3 separate regions of the Homo sapiens genome follow, and regions 1 and 3 are each linked to region 2. The links are chromatin loops, found by intact Hi-C in ENCODE. Cell type or tissue: heart left ventricle. All regions are shown on one strand. Each heading gives the region's core, and the rest is flanking DNA. Links, peaks and the distances in the headings are about the cores only. Region 1 overlaps SYN3 (synapsin III). Region 2 overlaps SYN3 (synapsin III). Region 3 overlaps SYN3 (synapsin III).

Region 1 (6,296 bases), core at 573-5,572, 340 kb after region 2:
TTAATATCATTCTAGGTAAAATAAATAAATGAAATTTTACATTATTCACGTGGATTTTACCATTTACTTTTACATTGTGCAATGCAAAATTTTAAATGCAAATATGAAAACATTGAACTCATAAGCAGAATCAATAAAATTACACAATTCATATTTCATAGTTCCTACATGCTGTATTAGTCAGTTCCCACACTGCTAATAAAGACATACCCGAGACTGGGTAACTTATAAAGAAAAAGAGGTTTAGGCTGGGCGTGGTGGCTCATGCCTGTAATCCCAGCACTTTGGGAGGCCGAGGCAGGTGGATCACGAGGTCAGGAGATCGAGACCATGCTGGCTAACACGGTGAAACCCCGTCTCTACTAAAAATACAAAAAATTAGCCGGGCGTGGTGGTGGGTGCCTATACTCCCAGCTATTCGGGCGGCTGAGGCAGGAGAATGGCGTGAACCCGGGAGGCGGAGCTTGCAGTGAGCCAAGATGGCGCCACTGCACTCCAGCCTGGGCGACAGAGTGAGACTCAAAAAAAAAAAAAAAGAGAAGAAAAGAAAAGAAAAACAAGTTGAATGGGCTTACAGTTTCACATGGCTGGGGAGGCCTCACAATCATGGCAGAAGGCGAAAGGCACGTCTTACATGGCGGCAGCAAGAGAAAATGAGAGCCAAGCGAAAGGGGTTTCCTCTTACACAACCATGCTACACAAAACTAACTCAACTGTTTTTATTTCACTTCTGGATGCACACACATTCTTCCAACCCCCTCTACTTGAGGCTTACTGTTGAGTAAGTAAGGACTAAAAGAAAAGTGAACTATGAATTGGCCTACCTTTTTCTTTTTTTCTGTGTCATCATATTCAGTATAAATTATTGGCTAGTAAGAAGGAACATGAGGGAATCTCTTGGTTGGTTGTTTGCTTTTCTCAGAAAGTGATTGTCTTCCTCATCTGTAAAATGGGGATACTTTGTAAGGCAATTTTAAAACAGAAAATTCATCTATCCACTCATGTAATTCTATACCACGCACAGTGCTTGGAACACATATGTGGTCAGTAAATATTTTAAGTGCTAAGAATTCAGTGTGGCTCAAGTTGGGAGGATGCTGAGGTACATAATAAAAATAACAGCTCAGCAGTAATTGAGTATTTATTATGTGCCAGGCATTGTGTTAATGCTATTGTATTAACTCATTTCCTCTTAATGACAGCCTTATGAAGTAGGTATTTTTATTACCCCCATTTTACAGATGAGGAACTTGGAAAGGTCAGTAACTTGGCCAAAGACCCGTAGCCAGTTAAGTGGCATATCTGGGAGTCAGGCCCAGGTCAATAAGATGCCAAAGCATGTGCTTTGGAACACTGACTATATTGGTCCCATAGTTACTTGGTAATAAAATCAAAGTAGTCAAAGAGCTATGGAGGGAAATGATGAGTTCCATCTGGGGAATCCAAGAAAGGCACTGAGAAGGCAGCTGTATGTACACGTCTGTAGCTCAGGAATGATGAACAGACTATAGATAAGATTTGGGAGTCCTCAGCTGAATGATAGCCACTGAAACCGTGAACATGGATATGAGTTAAGATAAGACAGCCCTATAGAACTAAGGCATCTGAGAGCCAAGGGAGGAGAAAAGAATGCCGAAAAGGAGACGTTGCAGAGGTAGGAGTGGATGCATAGGGGGAATACCTGGAAACCTGTGGACATTAATTCACATGCTACAGAGATGACCAATCAGATGACAACTGCAAAAAGACCTTTAGATTTTGCACGTGTCCCCACAGATGACTCCGGGTAAAACAGACTCCCTAGACTGGTAGATAAGGGGAAAGGGACAATGGAGAGATTTATAACTAAACTTGGTATGACTTTTCATCTGTCACATTCCATGGAAAAAAATTATCCTTTGTCAAACTACATTTCCTGACTTGGAGGCTAAGAAAAGTCAGTCACTGCAGCAAGATGCAAGATGCAACTTGGCTGTGGACATTTGCCAAGCCACTTACGTCCCCTCTTGAGGCCTCAGTTTCCTCATCTGTACATAGAGTTATTGGATGAGACATACTCTAAGTTTTCTCCCAGATCCAAAATTCTATTCCCTTCCGTTCCAGATGCTCTTTGAGGATGTTGGTGTTGACAAGAAAGGTGGGGGGAAAGAGAAGGACCCTGCTTGACCGCGACAGGTCCCCTTGTATCCTGTTCCCTCTCCATCTTATTTTCTCCACAGTGCTCTAGGGCAGCTGTGGAGCCAATGATGAAAACCACATGTTTCTGGGCAGCCCTGCTGTTGCACAATGCCGCCAAGGGGAGGGCAAAAAAGAAAGAAAGAAAGAAAAAAAAGAAAGTAAGTAAGAAAGGAAAGAAAAGAGCTTTGGAATTCTCGGCTTCTACAGACAATTCCCCCATTGATGTGCTGTGAGTCACGGCGGGCCGCCAGGCCATCATGGTTTCTGAATCACTTCCTTCAAGAGGGGCTCTCCACTTGTTCCCGGGCTGACTTTGGCCAGGGCTGGAATGCAAGGAGATTGGACCCTTTGGAGTGGTTCTGACTGCCTTCCTCTTTGCTGGAGCCCCAGAGGGGAAGGTGGAGGTGCTAGGCAGCAGGGCGTAGGGGTCTGAATGGAATTGAAGACAGCAGAGAAGCAGGTTGGACCTGCTTGTCCCAATTGGTGGACCCAACTCATGCCCCTCTCTCTCCCTCTGTTAGAGAAGAAAATGATGTAAAAATCCCAGATTAAAGGCCAAAGTTTTCTCTGGTGGGCACTAGACTCAGCCAGATCCGGAATTTCTATCCTCTCCACCTTGACATCCTGGCTGATGTGGACAAGGTTGACACCTTTTGAGCAGAGATAGGTTAAAGTTGATCCCAGCCATGTCTCCAATGGCTCACATTAGGGAACCTTGAACGGCACTCTCAGTCTCCCATCTTGCAATTTCCATCTTTGAGGTCAAGGATGTTAATGGCCCAAGAAGCCCTCGCCTGGGTGGTGGTCCTTAGGTGAGAGTCTGTTTTAAGTTCTTGCTTAAAATAAGCTTCACTTTTTTTCGGCCAAGACCCTTAATCCTTGCTCTGGGCCAGACTCTGCGTAGGCACCATGGATCCCAAGAGGAAATAGACATGGCGCCAACTGGACAAAAGAGAATGACAGGTAAATAAGTAATGATGCAAATTTATCACCAAATGCAGACTTGGGGACAAGGGGAGCTCCAGAAGGCAGCCAGAAATGTTTGTTGGATGGAGCATTTAGCGCCATTTTCCTTTGCCCGACCACCATTCCTTCCCCGCCAGCCCCTTAACCCCAGAACTTTCCAGAAGATCAGTATGAATGGGCCCTGGATTAGAGAGGAAGTGGTCTCTTCCCTCCACCAACACAGGGTGCTGTTTCTCAATGACCCCAGCTGTTAGGGAATATGCTAGAATGCCGCCATCTGGTGGGCACACGGAGCCGTGTCCATTTCGCAACTTTGCTGCACCTGGGGCAAGTGTCAGAGACGCACTGACCTGGAAGCCATGCCCCAAAGAAACCAGGTTTGGCACGGCTACTTATTTGACTGAAGTTACAGGTGATGAGCAAAAGGAGCGCCTTTTAAGGAGTCCTCCTGACCACATTCAGCTGGCTGTCTCCCTTTAAGGAGGTGAACTTGGAGGAAAAGCTAGTTTAGAGCAGGCACCATATCTTCATCTTCTCTATGCCTCTCATAGCCTCTAGCAGCAGATCCAGGAGGTAATGGGTGCTCAATGCATGGATGTTCAATGGGATCAGTTACTGAATATGATCAGTGAGAATGATAGCAAGGGTTCTTTCTATCTTGCACCACCATATCCCTAGCACCATGCCTGACTCTACAAATATACATTGAACCATTGAATAAAATTAGACTCTCGGAAGTAAAGATTCTGGAAACAGCAAACATGATTTGCTGGAGGACAGTTTAGGTATTGCCTGTATTGTCTAGTACAGCCTCCTTCCTCTCAGATGCATCCCAGGGAGACACAGTGACTTCACCAAAGTCACACAGCCACTCTTTAGAACTGGGACTGGTGGGCGGGCCAACTTGCCACCTGGTTGCCTGGCAGAATCCAGGTTGCCTGCCCATGTATATATGAGAAACAAGACAGGCAGCAAAAAAAGTATGGAGGAGGCATTTGTCCAGGGTCACACCCAGTGGAAGAGCTTCCCACTAAGAATATCTGAAACACCTTTTCAAGGACTCTAATACTATCCTGTGCTCCTAGGGTGAAAAGGAACACCACCTAGTGCATTAAATAAAGAGGTAAAGAATGTCTAGCAATCCAAGGAAAACAGAGCCAAATGCAGTTACTGGGTGCACAGAATGTGATGTGGGAGGTACCAGTCATGTCACAGGTCCAGGTGGAGCTCTTGTCTCCCAGGAAGAGTTTGTGAAATAGTATAACCCATGTTCTGAAGTTGAGCTCCAGAGTGGGTGATGGTTACCCAGATGGAAGAAGCAATCTGGCTTACATGTAACAATAAAGGATCTGGCTGTCTCCCCAGCACACTCTTCGTGGCTTCATTCTCTCTCTCAATTTTCCCTCTTTCCTGTGCCACATGGACCTTTCTAACACTCTTCTGCTTAGACCATCAATGGCTCCCTATTGCTTCTTAGATAAAATCTAAATATCTTCCCTTATCATCACCCCACTCCAACTCTTTAGCTACATACTTCATCCCTTCCTGCTTAGCCCTTACTCACCTTGGTTACACTGTTAGGACGCCTGTCCCTCAAGTAGGTTCCAGTCCTGGCTTCACCACTTGCTCTCATTGTGACCTTAAGGAAATCACTTAATTCCCTGTGCCTTCATTTCCTCATCTATAAAATGGAGTTCATGCTAGCATCTACCAGACTGGGCTGTCGTGAGAATGGATTTGAGTTCAGTATGTGAAGTCCGAATAGCGCCTGTCATGTGGTATGCTCGCAATGTATGTTAGCAATCATTCCTGTTATTATCGCTACATATAACATGCTTCCTCACGCCCCCATCCTTTCACACATGTTCACTGTGCCTGAAATGTCCTTTCTCTGCCTTCTCCCTCAGATGGACAACAGCTCATTCTTCAAGCTCCAGCTCAACGTCCCTTTTTTAGCAGTAGGGGAAGTTAAGTGCACCCTCATCTTTGTACACATCCCGACCCCATGTTCACCCTAAATCCCATTGTCACCACGAACATCCTTACTCATCAAATGGGGGTGTAATAGCATCTGTTGATCATGGTACCTGCCTGAAATGCCTTATGGATGGGATGGGCGACTCCACAGTCATCCTGTAGCCTGTGTAAATTGCAAAGCCTTCAATGAGCGTGAGAGATGTGTATTTTTGCCATCATGGAAGGGCTGTTGGCTGTCCAGCTTCTAACCTGCCAAGGCAGGGTCAGCATGTCCCTCGCTGACCCAAGGCCCAGTCTCCAGGAGGACCCCTGCCTCTCACAGACACCAGCTCACTCTGCAGCCTGCTGGGCCACACTTGCTTCTCTCACCCATCCACCCGAAAGCGGGGTTGGGGGAAGTCAAACACCAGCTATGAGCACAGGGTGCTGCCAGCACAGCCTACCCAGGGATCTCCCACCTGCTCGTCACCGACCACCTTCCTTTGGTTTCTCCTGGGCTCTAGGGGTGTCTGCAGCCCCCCTGCCCTCACCCTAGGCTCTGCCTTTATTCTCCTTCTGCCTCACTTGGCCTGTTCACCGTAAGAATGGAGAGGTCTCCTCCCGACTCCCGGCCCACCCTCCTTTTTTCTCTCTCCTCCCCCTCAGCATGCTTTAACGTCCTCAAATCCATCCCAGAGGCTTTAACAAGGCTACCTTCATCCACTCATCAAGCACTGTGTGAGGCACTTACTCTCTGCAGGGCACTGAGGGAGATTCAGGATGAGTAAGATGCAAACACTGTCCTAGGAAGACAGGAGGGGAAAGAGAAGTGTTTGTTGAAGGTGCCAGCACAATGCCAGAGACTTAGGGTGGCAAGGGGAGAGAGGGTGAAGGTCTTCTGACATGGTCCTTGGCCATTCTCCACTGGGGGGCTGTAGGTCTGCACTTTGGTTGTGCCTGGCTGGCATGCATTGAGGAGGGGCTGGCCTGATCCTGTCCCAAGCATTCAGCTGATGAGTGACACTGGAGCCCAGTTCATGACTGCTGTGTCCTTTGAGCATAGGGAAGGCTCCGGAGAGCACAGTCTGCAGCCCTTCTTACCAAGCCCTGCCTTGTTCTCAGAATGATGCCACCCCCACTCTGCTCTGCCCGGGCAGCCTGAATGCGAGTAGCCCCTGGTTGAAGGCCATTTGGCC
Region 2 (6,296 bases), core at 562-5,561:
GTGCCACAGTGGGGACTCTGTGTGGGGGCTCCAACCCCACATTTCCCATCCCCACTGCCCTAGCAGAGGTTCTCCATGAGGGCCCCACCCCTGCAGCAAACTTCTGCCTGGACACCCAAGTGTTTCCATACATCCTCTGAAATCTAGGCAGAGGTTCCCAAACCTGAATACTTCTGTGCATCCGCAGGGCCAGCACCATGTGGAAGGTGCCAAGGCTTGGGGCTTGCACCCTCTGAAGCAACAGCCTCAGCTGTACCTTGGTCTCTTTTAGCCACAGCTGAAGTGGCTGCGACACAGGCACCAAGTCCTGATACTGCACACAGGAGGGAGGGCCCTGGACCCAGCCTATGAAACCATTCTTCCCTCCTAGGCCTCCTGGCATGTGATTGGAGGGGCTGCCCCCAAGGTCTCTGACATGCCCTAGAGACATTTTCCCCATTGTCTTGGTAATAAACATTCGGCTCCTTGTTACTTATGCAAATTTCTGCAGTGGGCTTGAATTTCTCCCCAGCAAATGGATTTTTCTTTTCTATCACATTGTCAGGCTGCAAATTTTTCAAACTTTTATGCTCTGCTTCCTCTTGAATGCTTTGCTGCTTAGAAATTTCTTCTGCCAGATACCCTAAATCATCTCTCTCAAGTTCAAAGTTCCACAGATCTCTAGGGCCGGGGCAAAATGCTGCCAGTCTCTTTGCATAGCAAGAGTGACCTTTACTCCAGTTCCCAAAAAGTTTTTCATCTCCATCTGAGACCACCTCAACCTGGACTTCATTATCCATATCACCATCAGAATTTTGGTCAAAACCATTCAACAAGTCTCTGGGAAGTTTCAAACTTTCCCACGTCTTCTTGTCTTCTGAGCCCTCCAAGCCTCTAGGAAGTTCCAAACTTTCCCATATTTTCCTGTCTTCTTCTGAGCCCTCCAAACTGTTCCAACTTCTGCCTGTCATCCAGTTCCAAAGTCACTTACACATTTTTGGGTATCTTTACAGAAGCATCCCACTCTCTGGGGTACCAATTTACTATATTAGTCCATTCTCACACTGCTATAAAGAACTACCTGAGACTGGGTAATTTATAAAGGAAAACGGGTTTAATTGACTCACAGTTCCACATGGCTGGGGAGGCCTCAGGAAACTTACAATCATGGCAGAAGCCACCTCTTCACAGGGTGGCAGGAGAGAGAATGAATGAGTGCCAAGTGAAGGGGGAAGCACATTATAAAACCATCAGCTCTTGTGAGAACTCGCTACCACAAGAGCAGCAGCATGGGGGTAACTGCCCCCATGGTTCAATTACTTCCCACTGAATCCCTCCCACAACACATAGAGATTATGGGAACTACAGTTTAAGATAAGATTTGGGTGAGTACACAGTCAAACCGTATCAGTAGGCACCAAGTAACTATGTATTAACTGAATAAATGAATGCATCCCATTCATTAAATGTGCCAGATGCTCTGTTAGTCCAATGTGCATGTATATACACTCATTCACTCCTTGAGACATTAACTTAGTTTGGGAATGATTAAATCTATGCTTTGCTATTTATAGTTTTTTTTGTTTTGTTTTGTTTTTTTGAGATGGAGTCTTGCTCTCTTGCCCAGGCTGTAGTGCAGTGGCACGATCTCAGCTTACTGCAACCTCCACCTCCCAGGTTCAAGTGATTCTTTTGCCTCAGCCTCCCAAGTAGCTGGGACTACAGGCAGGCGCCACCACGCCCGGGTAATTTTTTTGTATTTTTACTGTAGACAGGGTTTCACCATGTTAGCCAGGAGGGTCTCGATCTCCTGACCTCATGATCTGCCCACCTCGGCCTCCCAAAATGCTGAGATTACAGGTGTGAGCCACCGCACCTGGTGCTATTTATAGTTTTTAATGCATACTCTATGTAAAGTCAACATTAAAGTATGTTCAGCAGATTCAGACCATCAGTCTGACTTTACTGCTTCCTGCTCAGAAATTGCCTCTTCTTAACCAGATTGGTCATGTGAATCACCTGTCTTCCGATCCAGTGTGAATCATCTTAGGTGTTGCTGCTTGCTTAAGGGTATTTATCATGAAACTTTGTTTGTCTCTGCTTATGTGTTTATGTAAAGCATCACTATTAGGCTCTGAGCTTAGTGGTTGATGTCTGCCGGGGTGTTTCTTTTAGGCCCTCTGCCCTGAACAATGCCCATCTGCCTGGTAGTCAAAATGCCTGCATGGCCCTTGAAGTTTTCTCTCTCTCTTCATCCCAACATTTGACCTTGATTTTGAGTGTTCTCTGCTAGCTGTGTTATCCCTGGCTCAGCTGTTTGTCAGGGAAGTTACGTCTTTGCATGGAGGTTGAACTTAATAAATGGCAGTATGGTGCAATGTTAAGAATACAGACATCAGAGCTAGGCTATCTGGGTTGAAATTCCATCTCTACCCTGAAGTGACTAATGACCTTTGTAAATTACTGCACCTAAATGGGAATAATGATAGTACCTATGTCATAGAGTTAATGTATGTAAGTAGGGTTAAGATCTGAGTTAGTATAACAGTGCATGGGATGTGCCTGGTAGACAGTAAGTACTGCATAAGTGTATATTATTATTGCTGACTATTGTGATCCTTCCTGTGTAACATTAATCATCTTAACAGTAGCCCCTTGTAGGCATGCCTGTTTAATTTCTTCATGCCAAATATACAGGGCAGTCTGGATTAGGATTTATCCCATTGTGCTATTTATTTAACCCATTGGTCCGTTGGTCACTCTTCCCTGTAGGTCCTGGGTGATAAAGTTGGGTCTTATTAATATCTGTCCCTCCAGTGTCCATGTGGTATACAGTAGGGTAGGGGAACAGTGAATGAGGTTGAAATGCAATGAGTGGCCTCAGACATAACATTTAAATTTTGAATTTGATGTTCAGTCTCTCTATTCCACAGGAAGGACCAGTGTGTGAATTTTAGGCTGTGTGCAAGGGTAGGGACACAGCTTTGGCCAGAGGAGTTTTTCCCAATATATTTCAATCATTCGTCCTATGGCCACACTTTAATTGGGACTCAACAGTCTTTGTTTATGGTGTTCTTGCCCCTCAGTGGGTGAAAAAGGGGAGAAGTAAGAAACTAAGACTCATTAACTCATCTGGCAGTTGGCCCTGCAATTATTAGATGTTTGTGACAGAGACTTCCTACCACCAACATACAGCTTCTCCCACAGAACTCCATCCTAGATTCTTCACGAACTTCCTAACCTCTCTGAATCGCAACACTTTCCCGGCTTTCTCCAAATTGATGCTGACTGCCTTAGAGTCTCGGTCCTGTCCTGAAGAATCCCGGAAAAATGCCTGTCCCCTGCCACCAGGAGCGGCCAGCAGGTGGCAGGGCAGCCCCACAATGCCTGGGTGGTTCTGCAGAGTCTGGTGCCTCTGGGCCAGCCCCCTCCCCAGCCCCTCCTGCACTGTGTGAGCTGTCTCCCAGGGGAGGAAGTGGTTAAAGGGAAGAAGCCAGCTCACAGGGCCCCCTTCTTTCCCCTTTCAGATGATAATGAAGGGGAGAGGAGCTGCAGTCTGGACAGACAGTGAACCCACCCCAACCCCAACGGGGACGATGATGCTGCCCCCTTTTCTACCCTTCTCAGCCCTTCTCAGGAAGACAGACGTTTCTCTGTCTTCCCATTCCTGGTCCAGGGCCTTCCAGTAGAATCAGGTTTTGTTGTGGACAGGTGGGGTAATTGCAGGATACCACTCTTCCCTGCCTGATGTGTCCAGCTTGTAGACTCTGAGTCAGCCTGGGTCCCTTGAGGACGATCCAAAACCTGGCCAGTGACCTGGAGAGAGACCTTTCATCTTCAGGAGAAATAGAGGGTCTCAAAGCCGTCTTTGCTGGGAGAACTCATGGCCAGGCATTTAAAGATACTCTCTCCTGTTGGGGGTGCCTGAGGAGACCAGCCTGGCTAGGCAAGGATGTAAGGCCTGGCTCCGGATAGGTCTGAACTAAAGGTGATGCTCTCCTCTGGGATGGTGGGGGACAATCAGCAGTTTGTTTGTTTTTAAATGAGGTGGGGTTTCACTGTGTTGCCTAGGCTTGTCTTGAACTCCTGGGCTGAAGCGATCCTCCCACTTCGGCTTCCCAAAGTGCTGAGATTACAGGTGTGAGCCACCGTGCCCAGCCTCATCTGTAGATTTGAGAACCACAAGGGAAAGGAGAATTATAATTAATTGATATCAAACTCAGTTCTCTTCAGCCCCACTGCCACTCCACTGCTTATCTTGCCTAGAATTTTCCAGCAGCTTCACTGGTCTGAAACCTCCCATCTTGAGTTCACCTTCTGGTTACCTTCCATGGGACTACCCAAGGGTCATCTTTCTGAAACACAAATCTGACCAGTTTCACTTTGCTCCTGCCTGCCCCCTCCCCATGCATCTCGTTTTATTAATATAATCCTGTGGTGGGGGAATCGTTGCCCTCAAAGTCATAAGCATGCCTGCCCTGCCCTCCCTCTAGTTCTGCCTCCAGCTCTGCTTCCTGTGCTTTTATTGTTTGTTTTTGTTTTGTTTTGTTTTTGTTTTTTAGAGACAGAGTCTCATTGTGTTGCCTAGGCTGGAGTGGAATGGCGCAATCTCAGCTCACTGCAACCTCCACCTCCGAGGTTTAAGTGATTTTCATGCCCCAGCCTCCTGGGGGTCTGGGATTGCAGGCACAGGCCACCACGCCCAGCTAATTTTTGTATTTTTAGTAGAGACGGTTTCATCTTGTTGGCCAGGTTGATCTCGAACTCCTGACCTCAAGTGATCTGCCTGCCTCGGCCTCCCGGAGTGCTGGGATTATAGGCGTGAGCCACCGTGACTGGCCCTGTCCTGTTTATTCTGCAGGAAGAGTAAGCCACTTGTAGTTCTCAAACACACCTTTCCGCCTTAGTACATTCTGTTCCCTGTTACCTGGAATACCCTTCCCTATCTTGTACACCTGGCAAGTTTCCATTCATGTTTGAAATCCTGCTCAGGTGTCCCCTCTTCTGAGAATTCTTCCCTGACACACCCCACCCTGCAGTGTTAATATCGACCTCCCTTGTGTAACTTAAAACACACTTCATCATGCTGGCGCATCATGCAGGCGCACATACCACACTGTATCTGTATTATAATCGTCTCTTCTGCAAGAACAAGGCCTGTCTCTTACTCTTCCTAATGTCCCTGGAGCTCAACACACAGTAACTGTTCAGTTAGCATATGTCATTGCCCTACCTTAGTCCAAGCAGGATAACTTGTACTGGGCATAGTGGAGTCTGAAGCTCACCTCACCTTAGGGTTCAGGAACACAGAACACACGGTGGAGGAGTTTCTATTTTTATTCACTTCTGTATAAAATCTTGGCTCTTTACTTACCAGGATGCCAGAGTCACTGTAAGGCTGCTATTTGAAATTGTTTTTAAAAAGGAGGATGGAGGGACTTTTGTTTTTTTTTTTTTTTTTTTTTTTACTATTTCTATAGAATGTACCAGAATCCCAGGTTTGATTTTCAAAATCAAAACCTTTAACATGACCCAAAAAATAAAAAAGACAGGTGGAGTTGGTGTACCTCCCTGCCCTCAGTTTATCCTACAAGGTCTCTGGAGCCTGGATAGAATGGGGAGGAGGGCTGTTGGGGGAGCAGCGAATAGAAGCTGTTCCTCCCCAGGTCACTGCGGTCCTCCCTGGGTGGCCTCTGGAGCCCTGGCTCTCCTGTCCTCTTACTCTGCTGGTAGCCTTTTTCTCAGAAAATCTGCTCTTCCATTTCCGCAATGATCTATTGCTATCTTTGCTGTTATTGCCCACCCTTCCCAATGGTTTCTTTTTTCTTTTATTTGTTGGGTAAGAAATTAAAAGGGTGTCCTTGGTTTGAAACCCTCTGAAACCCTCCTCAGCTACCATCCATCTGGTGGAGAGAATATCAGACTACACCTTCCTACCAAACAAGGATTAATGACACCCATTGGTAAGCACCTTGTGCATTTCTAGATTTTCCAAGAGTTATTACGCTGTATGATCATCACCTATCTGCCCACCCACTTCTACATGGTGTCTGTATTTGCCCATGCCTAGAACAGGGCAGATAATAGGTACGTAGGAAATGCCTGTTGACTGAATGAGGAATTTGGGAGGTGGTGCGTTATTGGCAATGACAAGGTTGGGGGTGTGACAATCAAACTGAGGAATGACATTGGTGGCATTCTTTTTTTTTTTTTTTTTGAGATGGAGTCTCGCTCTGTCACCCAGGCTGGAGTGCAGTGGTTCAATCTCAGCTCACTGCAAGCTCCGTCTCCCGGGTTCACGCCCTTCTCCTGCCTCA
Region 3 (6,296 bases), core at 856-5,855, 470 kb after region 2:
TCATGGGCTCAGGCTTCCTGCCTTTAGCCATTCAGAGGGTTGGGGATGAAAGACCTTTCACATTAAAAAAAAAAAAAAAAAAGTAAAAGTAGTGGGCTCGGACTTCAAAAAATAAGAAAACAACGTCTCCCAAGAATGTTCCAGGGGAAAAATGAAAGATAGCTTTTCAGATTTTTTTTTTCCTCGCAGAAACATTGCAGAGTTGTTTCCTTTGCTTTTGAGTTTGGAGTGGGGTCAGGGGAGATGGGAAGCTTGTTACCAGAAATATAAAAGGTATTTTCCCCCAGTAAGGGAAAAAAAAAAAGGCAGAAGAGATCCCAAAACACTGGTTTCTTCAGCCATCTCTGTGGTGAGAACTGAAAATGTGTGTGAAATGTTTTGTGAAGAGGCTCACAGTGAAATACTCAGGGGAAAAGACCCTTGAACTTGTCCTCTCTGACCTTGTCCGGGGAATGACATTGCTCACTGGAAAAATGTTTCCCTGGGGAGACGAGGGTGGCCACTTCCTTTGGCTGTCTCTACCGTGGGGATTCCAAAATGAACCTCAGGTTCCTTGCGGTGGCTGTTTTCCACTGCAGGGAATGTAGGAAACAGAGACCAGAATAAAATGGGGTTGGCAGGGGCAGGGGGAGAGAGGACAGGCAGGGTGCAGCAAGCCTGTGTACCTTCGCGGCAGACTCCACAGTCAGAGCTCAGCCAGTGGTGACTGAGAGACTGTCCCTGTCTGGGGCGCTGGGATCCAGGAGGCCTCAGTCCCAGGTACGACCTGCGCAGAGCTCAGGACCCTGCTAGAAGCAGTACTCACATTCTTTTTTTTTTTTTTTTTTTTTTTTTTTTTTGAGACGGGGTCTCATTCTGTCGCCAGGGGAAAGAGGGAAGAGGAAAGGCCTGTTTTCCGGGGCCCTGGCAAAACCCAGGCGGGAGGGAAACGCGTTCCACAGGGAGCTGGGCTATTCTCAAAGTGCTTCTATGGGGAGGAGCCTGAGGGATCCTAGTTTCCCCTTCTGCTCTTCTTACAAATAGAGCAACTTGGCTCACTGCAACCTCCGACACTCCCAGGTTCAAGCGATTCTCCTGCCTCAGCCTCCCGAGTAGCTGGGATTACAGGCACCTGCCACCACGCCCGGCTAATTTTTTTTGTATTTTTAGTAGAGACGGGGTTTCACCGTGTTGGCCAGGATGGTCTCAATCTCCTGACCTCGTGATCCGCCCGCCCCGGCCTCCCAAAGTGCTGGGATTACAGGCGTGAGCCACCGCGCCCAGCCAGTATTCACATTCTTAAGCTAGCTTTTCAGTTTCCTAATCAAAGTGGGTGCTTAAACTCACAGATCCCTACAAGTCCCAGCTGGAAGGGTCTTAGCAGCTGCCCAGATCCCTCAGTTCACTGTTGAGAAAAAAAAAAAAAAAAATAGGCCCGTAGAGGAAAAGAAACTTGCCCAAGATCACAGAGCAAATACACAGCAGAAGCCAAGCCTGGAACCCAGGTTCCCTCTTCTCAGTTCCTACCCTGGTGTGCTGTTCCAGTGCTTGGTGGGAATTAGCCTGATGCAGTGGGAGGACCGTGGGTTGCCAGTGCTGTGTCCTTGACCTTGCCACTTCTTTGACCCTCTGCTTCCTCTTGATTACAATGAGGATAATAGTACTGCCTCAAAGAGCTATTCTGAGGTTTATGAGAGATCCTCCACACCCAATGCTTAGAATAGAGCGTAGCACGTAGGAAATGCCCCATAAAATACGGCGCTTCTTAGTATCCTTATCCTTATGAGCCGGGCTTATCACAAGGGCGTCTTATTCCTCCACTAAACAGGTGTCTGTGGAGGGCACACCTGCTTAGCAGGACACGGGGCCCATTCCTAACCTTGGGGGCTCCCAGTCTGGTGGTGGAGACATAGTAAGCAAGGGGTGACAGTGCCGTGGATAAGCTGTCCCGTGTGAAACCAGGTGAGAACGGCAGGATACAGTTGTCAGGTGGCTCGTCAGAGCTTGCACTATCAGAGAGGGCTTCCTGGAGGAAGACCTAGTTAGCTGTTCCCTGTTGGATGAAAGGAGTTGGCCAGGTAAGGAGTGGGTAGAGGGATTACATAAGAACCTGGAGGAGAGAGAAAACCTAATATGTCCAGAGCGTGGGAACAGGGGAGACAAGACGGTGAGTCTGATGGGGTGGCGTGGGTGAATGCAGGCCGCCGACTCCTGCAGTGGAGCAGAGAGGGTGACGCGGCCAGCTGTTCCGCAGATGCGCCAAGGCCTGACAGACACCCCTTCCAGATCTCCCATAGCTTCCCATGCCCAGGGAATCACGTGGAGCATTGGCCTGTGTGACCTTGGGCAAGTCCCCTCCCATCTCTGGGCCTCAGTTGCTCTATTTGTAAAAACAGCAGAAGGGGAAACTCGGATCCCTCAGGTTCCTCCCGATAGAAGCACTTTGAGAACAGCCCAGCTCCCTGTGGAATGCTTTTCCCTCCCGCCTGTGTTTTGCCAGGGCCTCGGAAAACAGGCCTTTCCTCTTCCCTCTTTCCTCTGAACCCTGGGTCAACTCCAGCCCGCGTCATATTTTTGTCATGATCAAGCCCCCACCTTTACTGTTTCTGCTTTGTGGAAAGCAGCCTTGACCTGGGGCCAAAGGAGAGGTGGCCAGCCCCGACCCTGGGAGGGGGCCAGGGTGAGAAAGGAGGGGGCGGAGAGCGGCTCCCCAAAGAAAAGCACAGAAAAGGTCGGCAGAGGCTCCCTGGCCCTTGTCGCATTGCTGTCATCCAGCAAACGTGGGCCGAATTGAACTACCTCCAGGGAGTGGTTTAGACTGAACCGAAGGGAACTGATGTCGCTGCCGGCCAGTCCCAGCTGGAGGTGATTTGCATGGAGGACATCGCCATCTGGTGGTCACTTCTGTCCTGAGCCCTGAGCCCCCACTTCTGGGATGTGATGCCCAACCGCCATCTCTCCTGGCATGGGGGTCCCTCAGCTCTCCCTTCCTCCCCACAGGTAATGGACAGCTCAATGCCGCTGATTGGAGAGCATGTGGAAGAGGACAGACAGCTGATGGCCGACCTTGTTGTCTCCAAAATGAGCCAGCTCCCGATGCCAGGAGGCACAGCGCCCTCCCCCCTCAGACCTTGGGTAAGACCCTCACGATCAAAGGAGACTTTATAGCCATGAGAAATGCCAGGCTGTCTGGAAATGGGGAGCCCCTGGATCCAAAGGGGATACCCCCAGGAAGAAACCACCTTGGGGAGAAGGAATGGGGGTGTGGACGAAGGCCAGACATTGGGGAGAGCTTTCACAGCCTGCCCCAGTAAGTGAATTGAGGAGGCTTTCAGAGGCCCCTTCCCTTCTTCACCATCCTGGGGAGAACAATCTTGTCTCAAATGGCCTTTGGGCACTGTGGGCAGAGATGATCGACTGCTGTCCCTTCTGTGCCCTCGGTGCTGGGCCTGAGCAGGATGTGTGTGCGTGCGTGTGCGAGAGCATATGGACACACAAGCCCTCTGTGTGCTCCCAGGGAACCAGTCAATGGACGCTATTGTGTCTCCCATTTTCCCCAACCTCGATGAGCTCCCACGTCGCTCCTCCCCTCCACAGTTCCCACCATGGATTACCAGACTGCTCTCCAAAGAATTTGCCAGCTCCCCAGCTTTATGTAAAAGCAAGTCCCCAAACTTCCACCTCCCACCCCAGATTTCCCCACAGAAAGTAATCTATGATAACAAACATCAGAATCGTAGTTATTATACTGACGGGGCTGCTGGCTGGGAAGGGGCACGGGGCAGGCTTTATCGCAGAGAATGCCCTCTGTTTTGATCTGGGCAGTGGTTACACCGACGTATACACATATAGAACTTCACTACACTGTATACTCCAGAACTGTACACTTTATGTGTAAGAGTCTCTTCTCAATGATAAAAAGATCTTCATAAATGCTGCCCTCTCACCCAGGAAGTAAAGGGCTGTGGTGATACCAACAGGCTTCTTTTCTCTTCTGCTCTAGGCTCCACAGATTAAATCAGCGAAATCCCCAGGGCAAGCCCAGCTGGGGCCTCAGCTAGGCCAGCCCCAGCCACGCCCACCTCCGCAAGGTATGACCCAGGACGAGCCACTGCAAGAAAGCATGCAGTGAGGGTGCTGAAATGCACCGAGGGATCCACATGTGATTCCCACAAGGGGCTCTGGGAAAATGCACCTGAATACTTTATCCACAGAATGAATGAGACTATGGGGTTGGTCAAACTCTTTAAAAAGTCAAGAAAGGAGAAGGGAAATAGAAGGTTAATTTATTAAGAACCTAATATGCACCAAGCACTGTGCCAGGGAATGTCCCACCTATTTTCTCACTTTTATTTTCCCAGCCGTCCTGCAGTGAAAATGTCATTATTTCCTTTTTTTTTTTTTTCTTTTGAGACAGAGTCTTGCTCTGTCGCCAGGCTGGAGTGCAGTGGTGCGATCTCGGCTCACTGCATCCTCCACCTCCCAGGTTCAAGTGATTCTCCTGCCTCAGCCTCCTGAGTAGCTGGGATTACAGGTGCACACCGCCACGCCCAGCTAATTTTTGTAGTATTAGTAGAGATGGGGTTTCACCATGTTGGCCAGGCTGGTCTCAAATTCCTGACCTCAGGTGATCCGCCCACCTCAGCCTCCCAAAGTGCTGGGATTACAGGCGTGAGCCTTTCTACTGCGAGGTAAAAGTTGAGGCTTTGCCCAAGGAGGCAGAAAATGGTAGATTTACAAGTCTGGCCTTTCAGACCTTTCAAACCTAGGAAGTGTTTATTCATTTCAATGAGTGGTGCCTGATGATAGATTTGTGAGTCGACCAGCTAGAGTAAGAAAGATAGAAAAAGGGAAGATCATCTATAAAACCTTGGCCATTGAAATTCCTCCTCAAATATATTCCAGCATTACTACATTCCACCACTTATTAGAGAATGGACAAACTATTGTAAAAAGATGAAAAGCAATCAGGGCAATGGCTAACTAACTTTCTCAAAGAATATCAGCTGCTCTGATATTCTTGCATGCAGTCTTGAGAGAAATCCGCCCCGTATCCTCTCTTGCAATCAAAACCTCCTGGGCACACTCGCTCTGGCACCAGCATGGAGCTTCAGAGCACCTGTGCACCAAGAAACCAAAGCAGGCAGTCTCGCTGCAATCTTTTAAGGATCTTCTTAAAAACCTATCAGAGGCCGGGCGCGGTAGCTCAGGCCTGTAATCCCAGCACTTTGGGAGGCCGAGGCGGGCGGATCACGAGGTCAGGAGTTCGAGACCAGCCTAGCCAATATGGTGAAACCCCATCAGTACTAAAAATACAAAAAAACTAGCCAGATGTGGTGGTGGTGTGCACCTGTAATCCCAGCTACTCGGGAGGCTGAGGCAGGAGAATCGCTTGAACCCAGGAGGCGGAGGTTGCAGTGAGCCGAGATTGCGCCACTGCACTCCACCCTGGGCGATAGAGGGAGATTCCATCTCAAAAAAACAAAATAAAATAAATAAATTATATATATATATCAGAAAGAAGGCATTACTATCATGTTGTGGCCTTCCCAGTCACTATTATTAAAAGCAACAGATTCATTACTTTGTGAAAAAAAGTCAACCTTGGCCACCAAATGGCTTCCTCTTCCACAGGTCTTAGATAAAATGTCCCATTCATTTTTCTTGTTTGTGTTTCTCCTTCTGGAAAAGCAGGAGATATTTTTAAGAAAAGGGAAATTGTATAATTGTACACAACTGTGTACAGACATACCTCAGAGATATTGCTGGTTCGGTTCAAGACCACCCCAGTATATAGTAAATATCAGAATAAAGGGAGTCACACAAATTTTTTGGTGCATATAAAAGCTATGTTTACACTACACTGTAGTCTCTTAAGTACAATAGCATTATGTCTGAAAAAAACAAAGTACATACCTTAATGATAAAATACTTTATTACTAACAATCGTCTGAGCCCTAGGTGAATAGTAACCTTTCTGCTGATGGAGGGTCTTGCCTCAATACTGATGGCTGCTTACTGATCAGGGTACTGGTTGTTGAAGCAAGGGGTGACTGAGGCAATTTATAAAAATAAGGCAACAGTGAAGTTAGCTGCATGCATTGACTCACCCTTTCACACAAGATTTCTCTGCAGTACGTGATGCTGTGTGATAGCATTTTACCCATAGTAGAACTTCTTTCAAACTTGAAGTCAGTCCTCGCAAAACCTGCTGCTGCTTTATCAACTAAGTTTACGTAATATTCTAAATCCTTTTGTTGTCTTTTCATCAATCTTCATAGCATTTTTTTTTTTTTTTTTGAGACGGAGTCTCCTTG

Evidence for each region. Hi-C counts contacts between places; a loop is a spot of excess contacts. Peaks named below come from ENCODE experiments on the same cell type or tissue, not always from the same donor. Only the 100,000 strongest peaks of a DNase experiment are listed, where the experiment ranks them.
Region 1: it touches region 2 in a loop (18-fold over the local background); 55 of 110 quality-filtered maps call a loop at or near these places.
Region 3: it touches region 2 in a loop (13-fold over the local background); 90 of 110 quality-filtered maps call a loop at or near these places.

The regions. Positions count from the first base shown.
Region 1 is chr22:32,657,548-32,663,843 of GRCh38, reverse strand. All of the region lies in intron 6 of SYN3 (synapsin III), which reads left to right. LOC105373002 (a long non-coding RNA gene) reads right to left here. Exons shown (of 4, transcript XR_938176.4): 4 at 1-3,120. Among named protein-coding and RNA genes, the nearest start is that of SYN3-AS1, 86 kb to the right of the region's middle. RefSeq lists an enhancer at 1,717-2,916. In heart left ventricle, for the core only: a CTCF peak has its summit at 3,429 (motif pointing left); DNase peaks (open chromatin) are centred at 2,433 and 3,433; H3K27ac peaks cover 1,060 bases.
Region 2 is chr22:32,997,927-33,004,222 of GRCh38, reverse strand. The region is part of intron 2 of SYN3 (synapsin III); the gene reads left to right. Among named protein-coding and RNA genes, the nearest start is that of SYN3, 57 kb to the left of the region's middle. In heart left ventricle, for the core only: CTCF peaks have their summits at 3,137 and 3,337 (motif pointing right); a DNase peak (open chromatin) is centred at 3,352.
Region 3 is chr22:32,525,692-32,531,987 of GRCh38, reverse strand. SYN3 (synapsin III) reads left to right here. Exons shown (of 14, transcript NM_003490.4): 11 at 2,980-3,114; 12 at 3,983-4,070. It overlaps LOC124905103 (a long non-coding RNA gene), which reads right to left and starts at 137. Exons shown (of 3, transcript XR_007068067.1): 1 at 1-137. RefSeq lists enhancers at 1-297, 2,101-2,600, 2,601-3,102. In heart left ventricle, for the core only: a CTCF peak has its summit at 2,888 (motif pointing left); DNase peaks (open chromatin) are centred at 2,219 and 2,847; H3K4me3 peaks cover 271 bases; H3K27ac peaks cover 2,371 bases.